Regions from separate parts of the Homo sapiens genome. Here region 1 is linked to region 2. A link is a contact called in ENCODE Hi-C or POLR2A ChIA-PET data. All regions are on one chromosome and are shown on one strand. Each heading gives the region's core, a stretch centred on a gene start or an enhancer-like site at or near the end of the contact. The rest is flanking DNA. Distances are from core to core; before and after follow the strand shown. Region 1 overlaps GREB1 (growth regulating estrogen receptor binding 1). Region 2 has its middle 28 kb from the start of GREB1.

What was found. Hi-C counts contacts between places; a loop is a spot of excess contacts on that map. ChIA-PET counts read pairs that join two places held with the same protein, here RNA polymerase II (POLR2A). Pooled maps may share reads with other maps.
Region 1: a map of right cardiac atrium shows a loop between it and region 2 (2.9-fold over the local background). The contact joins two enhancer-like sites. A Hi-C loop is called at or near these places in 11 of 168 maps with a recorded cell type or tissue (Right ventricle myocardium inferior, Right ventricle myocardium superior, body of pancreas and 5 more), 2 of 37 single-sample maps with no recorded cell type and 12 of 50 pooled maps. POLR2A ChIA-PET finds 5 or more read pairs at or near these places in 5 of 52 experiments (HepG2, K562 and WTC11).

What each region holds. Positions count from the first base shown.
Region 1 is chr2:11,554,441-11,560,492 of GRCh38, forward strand. GREB1 (growth regulating estrogen receptor binding 1) reads left to right here. Exons shown (of 33, transcript NM_014668.4): 2 at 2,014-2,331. The coding sequence starts at 2,175. Among named protein-coding and RNA genes, the nearest start is that of MIR4429, 17 kb to the left of the region's middle. RefSeq lists an enhancer at 4,625-5,343. Within about 2 kb of position 1,756, at least 2 of the 41 ENCODE cell types and tissues checked have a DNase peak (open chromatin) inside an H3K27ac peak, as active enhancers do.
Region 2 is chr2:11,502,715-11,508,468 of GRCh38, forward strand. It overlaps a transcript of GREB1 not described here. Among named protein-coding and RNA genes, the nearest start is that of GREB1, 28 kb to the right of the region's middle. Within about 2 kb of position 3,582, at least 5 of the 41 ENCODE cell types and tissues checked have a DNase peak (open chromatin) inside an H3K27ac peak, as active enhancers do.

The sequences.
Region 1 (6,052 bases), core at 506-3,005, 50 kb after region 2:
AGGGCATGAAGGATGACATCTTGAAGCTACTCTGCCACCAACAGAACAAGGACGAGGGGAATTTATTACACATGGCTTGAGTTAGAGTGAATGGGAGATCTCGCTTGACCGATGAAGCCAGTTTCATAACTGGTCTGTGTGCAGTAATTGTAGATGAAGGCAGGAAACTGCTATTCTGTGGTCATTTCAGTGCAGGCATCTGGTGCCATTTTGTATGTCAAATGTTACTTTAAAGATGAACAGGCTAGTAGACAAGAGACATACAAGGATATAGAACAGTTGAATAATCTGATTGATTTCCTTTCATCCCTTGTAGAGTTTACGAATGTCTTTTCTCATATCTGTAAAACTCCAGCAGGTATATGTCAAAAAGAAACCCTTAACAAGTTTCAAAAGTAGAGTTTCTAAAGACCACAGTCTTGATTATAATCTATTAAAAACTGGAAATAAATAATATGAAGCTGAAGTCACCCCCCATTGCTGTCTTGACTGTTTAAAAATTAAACACACACTCCTGTATAATTAACGGATCAAAGAGGGAATCAGAGGGAAATGATAAACTGTCTAGAAAGAAATGAAAAGGAGAACACTTCATACTAAACCTTGTACCATAGCAAAGGAGGTGCCCAGAGAATAACGTATAGCCTTAAATGTCTTCGTTGTTAATGAAGATGAAAACTAAAGATGACAATAAAGTAACTATTTTGAAAAGTTTGGAAAAAGTACAAGTTAAACCAAAGGGAAATAAAGAGAAATATAACAAATAGCTAAATGTAATGAAATAGAAAATAAATGGAAAACATTATGGACATATACACATTTAAATGCCTGTTCTTGGGAAGGACTGAAAATAGAAATTTAACCCTATGTATGATCAGGGAGAAATGTCAGAACAAATATCAGCATTTTCACTCAATGGAAGCAGCCATTAAAATTGTTCTAAAAACATTTGCAAGAGGGTTGAGCGAAATGCTTATGTCAAGGAAAAACAAAAACAATAAAAATGTGTATTATAGTATGATTATAATTATGTGAATACAATCTCCCATCCCTTCCCATCTGCAAGTTCTGAAGAGAATTAAGTCTAAAACAATACATCAAAATACGTGAGTGGGAATGAAGTATTGATTCATGCTAAACAGATGAATCTTGGAGACATTGTGCTAACGTTAGATAGAAGCCAGTCACAAAAGACCTCGTACTGAATGATTCCATTTATACAAAGTATCCAGAATGAGCAAATCTATAGAGACAGAAAATAAATTAATTGTTGCCTCCAGCTGGAGGGGTTGGAGGGTTGCAGAGTGATAGGTCTGGGGTTTCCTCTTGGGGTGATGAAAGCATTCTAAAATTGATCGTATGATAGTTACACGACACTGTGAATATACGAAAAACCATTGAGTTGTCTACTTTAAGTGGTAAGGTATGTGAATTATATCTCAATTAAGTTGCTACAGAAAAAAAGTCACAGTGGTTCTCTGTGATTTTTGGGGGGATAGAAAATAAATCTCTTGGGGGATAGAAATGTCAGTGATTTTCCTCGTTTTCCCACTCCTCTGTGATTTCCAGGTTTTCCAGATATAATTCTGTATTACTTGAATCATGGAAACATTTAGTAGATTAAAAAACATTTTAAAGGAAGAATGAGAATAATCAGCCTTTTACCAGCAAAGACAATGGTGGGAGACCTGCTAGCCTATCTTCTGGGAAGGTGGGGGAGGCCGGCTCCTCTAATCCTCAAATCTGGGACTGGTTTTGGTGGATCGCTCATTTGCCGTCACTTACAAGAGTGTTGGAGGGCCATTCGTCTGCAGGTCATGGAAAATGAAACGTCATTCGTCTGGGAACTCTCAGGGGCAGGACCACATCTCTGGGAAAAGTGGGAGTCCTGTGAAACCTGGGGATGGCAAAAGAGGCAGCTCCTAGTGAAACAGTCTAAGAGGTGTCAGGCTCTGCTGAGTGCTAAATTAGAGAAAGCTGTTACTTATATAACTTCCTGTAATTGCCCGGCAGTAGCTGCAGCTGAGGACAGCCACCCTTTCTTCGTCTCTGCTGAGCGAAGGCTACACGGCCCTTCCTCCTTGCAGCTGTTTCACCTTCTACCTTGCGTGGAGCCAGGCTTTTGCACCGAATCTGAGATGCCATTTTAAACAGAAGACTCCATCCTCTTGAAGATGGGAAATTCTTACGCTGGACAGCTGAAGACGACACGCTTTGAAGAGGTCTTGCACAATTCCATCGAGGCATCCCTGCGGTCCAACAACCTGGTGCCCAGGCCCATCTTTTCCCAGCTGTACCTGGAAGCTGAGCAGCAGCTTGCCGCTCTAGAAGGTGGGAGACGCACGTTGCTTTTATCTGTGTATTTCTTTTATTGTGCGCAGTTAATGTTAGCACCAGAACTTGAAACTCTTTTCTTTATGTAGATAACGTTGAATCTAGCAGAAAAGAATTATTAGAAAAAGAAAACTGGGTACAAGTTCTTACTTTGGCTAAAATGTAAATAAGTTTCAGCCATAAAATTGCAAGAAGTAAAATTATTCATTGAATCAGTAGGAGAAAGGAAGAGGACAAATTGTTCTCAATCGGTTGTTACTTATGCTCTTATTAGAAGGTTTGACATTTTCACTTGGAAAAGCAAGGAATTTTAACATGCTTTTGACCCTCAGCAATATATTCCTTTTCTTTGTCCTGTGATTTGTGGCTATATCTTTGCAAAGTAATAGTAGGTATGAGAACTCTCAGAAACTTTTAAAAACCAAAAGCAAACATTATAAATTTAATATATGCCAAGAATAAACAACTAAATTCTCTTCGGGCATAGGGATGACTTTTTAGAGTTTATTTAATTATGCAGAGATTGAAATGATTGTTTTTTATAGCTGTGTGTTTTCATTTCAGAAGTAACCCCTCAGTGATCCATAGTATGAGATAGCTCTGTTATGGAAGTTCTTTTTGTAAGTTGATGTCTTTGACTTGAAGTTACCCGCAGACTTCTCTTAGTTATTGAAGTGAAAAGGGGCTATACTTTAAAACAAAAATTAATAAACTAGAATTAACGAAGAAAGCACTGAGTGAGCCAGGTCTTGTGCTGGGGTGGTCTTGCTGTGCGTGAGTGTGTATGTGGAAGGGGATGGTTGGGTTGGAGAGAATTGCACCTAGAGAAGAACGAGGTGTGGAGGTGCTTGTCTTCAAGGGGCCCCACACTGAGCTTGTGTGAGATCTGATAGTTGCTTATTCTAGCAGGAGGCATTTCTGTGTCATTGTTTAAAACATCCTTACTAAATTAACCTTGCAAATGGCCCTTCTAAACCCCTGGAAGAACTGGATGTGGGTCTGAGAGAAACTAGACTGTGGTCAAAACCATGCATTAGGAAAACCAAGAATTCGCTGGCATTCACATCAAAAGCACTGATGTTTTCTGGCATGGGAGACGTCACTGTGATTTTATGGGGAGCCGAGAAATGGCTGGAAAGTATTTTATGGACTGTTTTTGGCCAGTTGAAAGACTTTGGTGGAATATGAATTACCTGGTCATCCTCTACATCTATAGTATTGAAGAGCTTTGTGGCTAATTATGGATTAATAATAGTGATATTGATGGTAATGTTTATTTGAATGATACCTTAAAATCCACAAAGTGCTTTCACCTCACAAGCTGAAGTAATTGAATTCTGTGATTTGGGAAGATGGAAGGGTGGCTTGCTGGAAGCTTGAGTGACTGAGCAGCAGTTGCATACTCAGCTTTGGCCAAGCTCTGAGATAAAAAGGGGACAGACAAGGGCTTGAGTAGACTCAGGGCTGCCCACAGCGGGAGAGAGGAGTAGAAAGCCCTTTGAGGATTCCAAATTAGCTTTCCCTCCTGTTGAAAGATCTTGATAGTTGCTTTCTGCCCACCTTTAACTGGGAGGCTGTGTCTGACATTCCGACAGCTCAGGGTGCCCTTATCTGCTGTTGGACATGTGGCACTGTCCAGGGACAGCGCTGAGGCTTAAGCCTTCATTCCTCCGGTGCTGCGGTTGAAGGTTCCCTGCCAGCTGTCAGCCGGCTTGTCCAGCTCCACGTTGGTATGAAAACTGGAACAAGCCCTATGATTTTCCCATTTGTCCGACAAACAGAAGAGAGAAGTCCTCTGAGAGTTTGGTTTTCTAGTGCAGGAAAACAAGGGGGCTGATGGGGCTGGTGGGAAGAGACAGACTCTTTTTGGTTTGCTAAATGTTACCCTAAACCAAGCACTCAGCTAGAGGCCCTGCTTTCTGCATAGTCAAACCTGGTGCAGACAGGCTTATCCAGGCCACATCTCGTAGTGTCTGTTTGTCGGGGTTTCTTATCTCATTGCTGGCCTTCTTCAGACAATGACATTAAAGATGGTTTTTATGACCAGGGTGCTGGTATACTGAACACCCCTTGATCTGTTAACATTTTATGTATTTGTGAGGGGGATTTAACAGGAGTCTTATTACTTTGTTCTTTGAATTAGGGCTGTTAACCTACCACCTCCTTTAGGGGAAAAACCCTTACACATTCTTGATTTTTTTAAAAAAAGAGAGATCAACAAAACAGACACTGTCCAGCATTTTGGGATAAGTATTTATTCATTAAACAGGATGTAGGTAAAATCCTGTAGTCCCACCCACTTAGAATGCCATAGAGTTTCTGCTCATGGAAAGAAAACACAATTGCATGTCAACATTAAAAGCAGTAGCCTTGTACGGAATGGAGGGAAGCGGCGCTCCAGGCCCCTGAGTTCCTGTGTTTTGTTATTAGGATTCTAAGCTCCCAATCCAGTTGGTTTTGTCTAAAGCCATTTTAGAGCTCTCGTCCTGCCAGGAGACCTGGGTAAACACGGCTGGTTTAGTCTGCTCCCGGGCAGGAATGTCCCCTCGAGCTTGTTGCTGGCGGATCTTCCCATCACAGCCCCTGGAATATCTGATGTAGACCTTTGACTTTTAATCCTGCTTTCTTACTGACTGGATTTTGAGCTCTTTCTTTGACCTTTTGAGGCTTACGACCCTTTTCTTTCATGCCTTCTGAGAGTCTGAATTGCCGTTCTTAGCAGCTTGGCAGAATCACATGCAGGCATTCCCGGGTGTGCCCTTGGCTGCGACGGTGCGGGCCTTGGGGGCTGCTGGTTTTAGTTCTCCTGGGATGTGTCTCCCTTATTTCACTGATAGTTGGCATCTGTGCCATCCCCTCTGAGCCTCTGTGGTGCTGGCTTAGAGACCAGAGTCGATTTTGCAGAGTCTTCTGTGTCCGACATGGAGACCTGTACTGCCTTGCTGGCGCCTGGGGTCTGGGCATGACTCTTTACACCTTCTGCTAAAACCACGCCTGCTGTATGTAATGGCAGGAAGAAAGCATCTGAAGCAGGCTCAAGAGTGTGTCTCCCTCCCCACCCCACCTCTGGGTAATCTCTTCACACCTTTCCTACCACTCTGTGTCCTCTAAGCCCAGGAAATCTGAGAGATCAGGAGTTCCTGAGTCACCTCCTGCTGTGACCTTCCCAAAGTCACGCTTCCCACCTGCTGGAAACGTTCAGCTTCTTCTGCCTCTTGTCCCACAAGCCCGTTTGAAATGGTCGCCATTGTGAGGCCATGTTTCCAGTATGCTCTACCGTTTAATCACATCTGGAACTCCCGTGCAGCTCTGAGGGCCACGTTTTTCCACACAGACCATCAGAACTCCAGGTGACCTTAGGGTTTGTCTGGATTAACCACCTCATTTTAAAGATGCAGGATCAGATGCACAGAGAGGTTAAGTAATTTTCCTGCGTCCACATAGGCAGTGGCCCAGGCTAGTATGGAAACTTGAGCTCCCTGATTTCCAGTCCAATCTCTTTCTACTACACATGATTTCATCATTAACCTAGGTTGCTTAGCCCTCTGGATGGATGGACGGTGTTAGAGCCAAGTTAAGTGAGAGTTTGAGACTTGACAGCAAATAAACCAACACTGGAGGAGAAGACAAAGAAATAAGAAGCGGGCCGGGCATGGTGGCTCGTGCCTATAATCTCAGCACTTTGGGAGGCCGAGGCGGGTGGATCACCTGAGATCAG
Region 2 (5,754 bases), core at 2,332-4,831:
TTTATTGACCTCAGATATTGTACCAAGTACTTTATATGTGCCTACATCTATTTTATATGTTATCTGGAGCACTTCATATAGTGATGTCACAGGTGGAAGGATTACATCATTTAACTGTGTTAACAAGTCCAGGAGGTGAGTTTTGTTGCTGTCTCATGGTTGAGGAATGGGAGCTTAGAAAGCCTCAGTGACAAGGCCACACAGACAGGAAGGGGTGGAATTGAGATTCATACGAAGTCCATCCGACCTCCAGGCTGTGTTGTTGCTATGGGGCTTCATGGCTCATGTTGGAAAGGAGAAAGGGAGGCTGCTGCAGAGGTGCCTGGTAAAAGTGACTTTCAGAGGGCAAGGAGACCAATGTTCTAGTTGTGTGGGGCTAGCAGAAATCACTCTCATCTTATTTCCCCACCTGGCTTGGCTGTTGTACATGGCCCCAGACAGTAAAAAGAAAGAAACGTTCCTGATGAGGGGAAGTCCCCTTTTCTCCTCCCTCATCCCAGAGGGACAATTCTCATGAGTGTGGCATGGCTTGTTTCTGCCCAGATTTTCACACGTTTATTACATAAATCTGTATCTATTGCTTCGAGTGCTTACATTTTTTGGGTTGTAAATGGCATTGTTCATATTCACATTATTGATGTAGTTCATTTTAGCTAATCTTTGGTATTTGGTAGTGTGAATATATATCACTGTTTTCTCTTTCTCCCTCTAATGGTAGACATTTTCATTGTTTCCTTTTTTATAATATTATGACAAATGTTGCTCTGATCATCCTTTTGTATCTCTTCGTGTCTCAGTAGGGGAGTTTCTAGGAGCGGAATTGCTAGGTTACGTGGTATGTGCACTTCCACTTTGTGTAGGCACTGCCAAATTGCTCGCTAGCGTGGCCAGACTAATTTACATGTCCAGTGGTGGCAGATGAGTGCTTCTTTCCTCACATTTTTGCCAACACCAAATATTGTTGGGCTTCTTAATTTTGGCCACTTTCCGAGTGTGGAATGATGATTCGAGCTTTGATTGCTGATGAGATTGCTCACGTCTGGTTATCTTAGGGTTAGCAGAGCAAGATAACCTTCCTGTTTATTGCATATTACATATTCTGACTTTAACAGGTTTTCCACAATATTCAGCATTCCAGTAATTCCCCCTTGTCCATGGGATATATGTTCCAAGATTCCTAGTGGGTGCCTGAAACCATGGCTAGTACTGGACTATATATATATTGTGTTTCTTCGTATACATACACACCTATGATAAAGTTTAAGTTATAAATTAGGCTCAGTAAAGTATTAATAATAATAACTAATAATAAAATAGAACAATTATAGCAATATACTGTAATAAAAGTTAAGTGAATGTGGTTTCTCTCCTTCTGTCTCTTACTGTACTGTACTCACCCTTCTTCTTGTGATCTGCTGATATGAGAACTGAGATGGGTCATAAGTGACTAGTGGTCATGGGTGGGTGGTGTCCACACTGTGGACACTCTGGACAAAGGAGATTTACGTCCTGGATGGGATGGAGTGAGAAGGTGGGAGATTTCATCATGCTGCTAAGAATGGCATGCAATTTAAAATGTATGACTTATTTTTGGAATTTTTCATTTAGTAGTTTCAGACCTTGGAAAACTGAAACCATGAAAAGTGAAACTGTGGATGAGGGTCTTCAAAGCGATTTTTTAATAGAGATATAATTCACATAACAGAAAACTCACTATGTTGAAGCGATTTTTAGTAGATTTACAAAGTTATGCCACCACCTCCATGAATTCCAAAATATTTCCACTACCCAAAAAGAAATCCTGCATCTATGAGCGAGTAGTCTCCATTCCTTCCTTGCTTGGAAACCACGAATCTACTTTCTGTCTCTATGGATTTTGCTTATTTTGGACATTTTGCATATTTGTGTGTGGGTTCTTTCACCTAGTGTAATGTTTTCAAGTTTCATCCATGTTGTAGCATGTAATAGCACTTTATTCCTTTTACTGGCTGAATAACATTCCATTGTATGGATAGATCACATTTTGTTTATCCAAACATTGCTTGATTGCTTATTTCTACTTGTTGGCCATTATGAATAATTCGACATTACTTTTTGTTTTCATTCCTACACTATTCATTGAGCCCTTTCTTGTGCCAGACACAGCACTTTGGGCCACCTTATTGGCTCTGAGTAACAACTGCCTTGCAAGATAGGTGTGATCACATTCTTTTCATTTAATTTAATTTTATTTTTTGAGATAGAGTCTTGCTCTGTTGCCAGGCTGGAGTGCAGTGACGCCATCTCAGCTCACTGCATCCTCCATCTCCCAGGTTCAAGTGATTCTCTTGCCTCAGCCTCCTAAGTAGTTGGGACTACAGGAGCATGCAACCATGCCCAGCTAATTTTTGCATTTTTAGTAGAGACGGGGTTTCACCATGTTGGCCAGGCTGGTCTTGAACTCCTAACCTCAAGTGATCCACCTGCCTCGGCCTCCCAAAGTGCTGGGATTAAGGCATGAGCCACCGTGCCTGGCAGGTGTCATCACATTCTACCGAGATGGGGACTGCGGCGAGGGGAGTGTAAGTCAGTTTCCCAGCCTGCACTTGATCATGCTTCTCCTTTGCTTAAAATGTCTCCTAATGGCTCTGCATGCTCTTGGGGTGGAGAGCACATTCTGTCATGGTGCCTGCCAGCTCCTTCCTGTCTCTCCAGCCACTGGTCCTCTGGACAGAGCTAGAGTCTTTCACACAAGCAGTTCTCTCCAGCTCTTCTATACTTCCCTGAGAGTTTGTCCCACATCCTCAGGGATGTGAGGAATTCAATAATAATAAATCATTAAATTATAAAAACAATGAAAGTGTTCAGGCTGGGTACAGTGGCTAACGCCTGTAACCCCATGCTTTGGGAGGCCAAGGCAGGAGGATCACCTGAGGTCAGGAGTTTGAGACCAGCCTGGCCAACATAGGGATACCTGGTCTTTACAAAAAATAAAAACAAAAAATTAGCCGGGCGTGGTGATGGGTACTTGTAGTACCAACTACTGGGGAGGCTGAGATGGGAGGATTGCTTGAGCCCAGGAGAACGAGGGTGCAGTGAGCTGTGATCACACCACTGCACTCCAGCCTGGGAAACAGAGCAAGACCCTGTTTTGGGAAAAAAAAAAGTGTTCAAACTAACTTGTAAACGGACTTTGGAAGTAAAGCAGTAGTAAGGCATGCTGTAAATAAATATTAAATCAGGAAAAAGGATAATGTTTAACATCGGCGAACTCTCAGTTGTGATGCAGGGTGCAGAGAGGCAGAGCAATTTACTAATGGTTCTACAGTGAAGGAGCGACAGGGCTGGGTATCAAAGCCTGTTGCGTTTGTTTATTGCTACAACAAATATTTATTGAGCACCTGCAGTATGTCAGGCACCAAGAACAGACCTGTGAGCCCAGTGCACATGGTCCCCGTGCTCACGGGCCTAACATTCTCTGTGGTCTGGGAGTAATGTTTCTAGTCACAGCAAATCATCTCATGTGTTCTTGGTTGAGTATAGATGCTGGAATTTCCTGTCCTTGAGAAGCGTGGTTTGGTAATGTGCCAACAGGTAGTTACCATGCAGCTGAGCCAGGGTCAAATGGTTTATCTGGGGACTGGGCTTGTGGCCATAGCCTGAGGGGAACCAGTGACACCTTTTCTTCAGGGAGGCCAATGGTAAGAGCACCTGAGGCCCAGGAATCAGAGCTTCTCTCCCCATGATCTCCTTGGCAGGCCTTAGCATACCCAGACCAGTGGGCATTTTGTTCATTAGGTGATGAGAAACCTAGGTGGCCAGGGGAAAAGAGTGGAGATTTAGTTGGTGTATTTATTATTTTCTATTAGACCATCTGCCTTTGGAGTTGGTTAGGAATTAGAGGTGGATTTCCCCAAATTAGTTAGAAATGATCATACAGTCCCGTCTTCCCTTCCTTCATGTCTTGAAAGTTCATTATGCTAAAATGTGATGTGTGCTAGGGATGAGATCATGGAAGCTTGGGGAGGCTTGGGAACTGGCAGAATGACCAGAGTTGGAGCAGCAGAGCAGCGTGGAACCCTGAGCTCTGGACTCTCCATCCTGGGGAGGAGCCAACTTCCAGTCCCTGATACTGCACACACACTGCAGTGTGCAGTGGCAGACTGCACTGTACTGTGGATATCACACTTTGTTTTTCAGAACTTTCAGGATCAAGGTTCCACCCACGTTAAATACAACATGTGTTACATCCCTTTATATTTTGTGTGAAGCAATCAAAGAATATTGCTGATTTTGATATAGAATTACAAGATAATCAATAACTTATTATACAAAGAAATTAAAACAGAAATAATCCTTCTCTATATACCAGTTTTCTTGGTAGATGATATCACAAGCATTGGTATTTTTTCATGATTAATTATAGTAATAACAACAGTAACAGGTGGCTCACGCCTGTAATCCCAGCACTCTGGGAGGCCAAGGCAGGCGGATCACCTGAGGTCAGGAGTTTCAGACCAGCCTGGCCAACGTGGCGAAACCCCATCTCTACTAAAAATACAAAACTGAGCCAGGCGTGGTGGCAGGTGCCTATAATCCCAGCTACTCGGGAGGCTGAGGCAGGAGAATTGCTTGAACCCGGGAGGCAGAGGTTATAGTGAGTGGAGATTGCGCCACTGCACTCCAGCCTGGGCAACAGAGCAAGACTCCAAAAAAAAAAAAAAACCATAAACCGAAAAACAATAATGGCAACATAATAATAATAGCATCAAAAGTGGCCCTGTAGTGACTGCCTACTCTGATGCAGGCACTAGATCAGGTAATTTATATTTGGTATCAAGAAACCAAGAGTGAACATGCAAACTGTATTCTGTGTTTTATTAGTTCAGAGACCTTGCCCAGCCCTTGCAGTTCTATCAAATGGGTATTATTTTGACTAACAAGGGAGTCTCCTGGCATGGAGTTGCTGCCTGTCCAGGCGCCAGCCTCCTGCTTCTCAGAGTCCTTCCTGCCCTTGGAGGCTCTGGGTGGAGCTGGTTGCCTGGTGCCCCCAACAGCTGTGTTCATACTGAGTCTGTCCCTCTCTGGTCCCGACTCTACCATGGAGTCCTGAGACCACAGGACTCAGGGAAGCTGTTGCTGCTGTCACCACATAGGCCTTGGAGTGGGTGAGAAGAAAGCTGCCTTTTCCTGAGTTATTTTAACTGAGGATTCTGGACCTTTCTTTAATTCTCTCCATTAACTCATCTAAACAGAGGCTGCATTGTTTACAGTAATATATTGAGGAAATTATCCCAGGAGGGAATTATATGCCAAAAAACATAAAGCCATGTACTAGATATATTGTTTTCAGAGACTTCTAGACAGCTTCTAGTCCATTTCGCCTATGGTAGAGGTTTGCTTTCTTCTTCTTCTGAGAGAAGGAGAAACAGAAAGACAGACAGATAGACACTGAGCTCTTCCAGGCCCTTCAGCCTCTCCCCACTGTGGCCCCAGTCCCATGCCACAGGCCTGCACCCTGGTCCAATTTCTATCCCTAGATCTTCCTTCTCCAGGGGCTCATGGCAGTTGGAATTTCTATTTCCTCCAGGAAAACCCTCCACATTTTACATCCAGGGATTGGCCTCACCCTGCAGCCACCCTCACCATCCTCTGCATCGGGACACATGAGGCTGGCGTTGGAATATTTCCCAGATCCTTCATTTTCCAACAAAGAACAGCGCCCTGCGTGGGTCTTCAGCAGAACGGGCTTTGCACACGCTTTGGCAGCCTCAG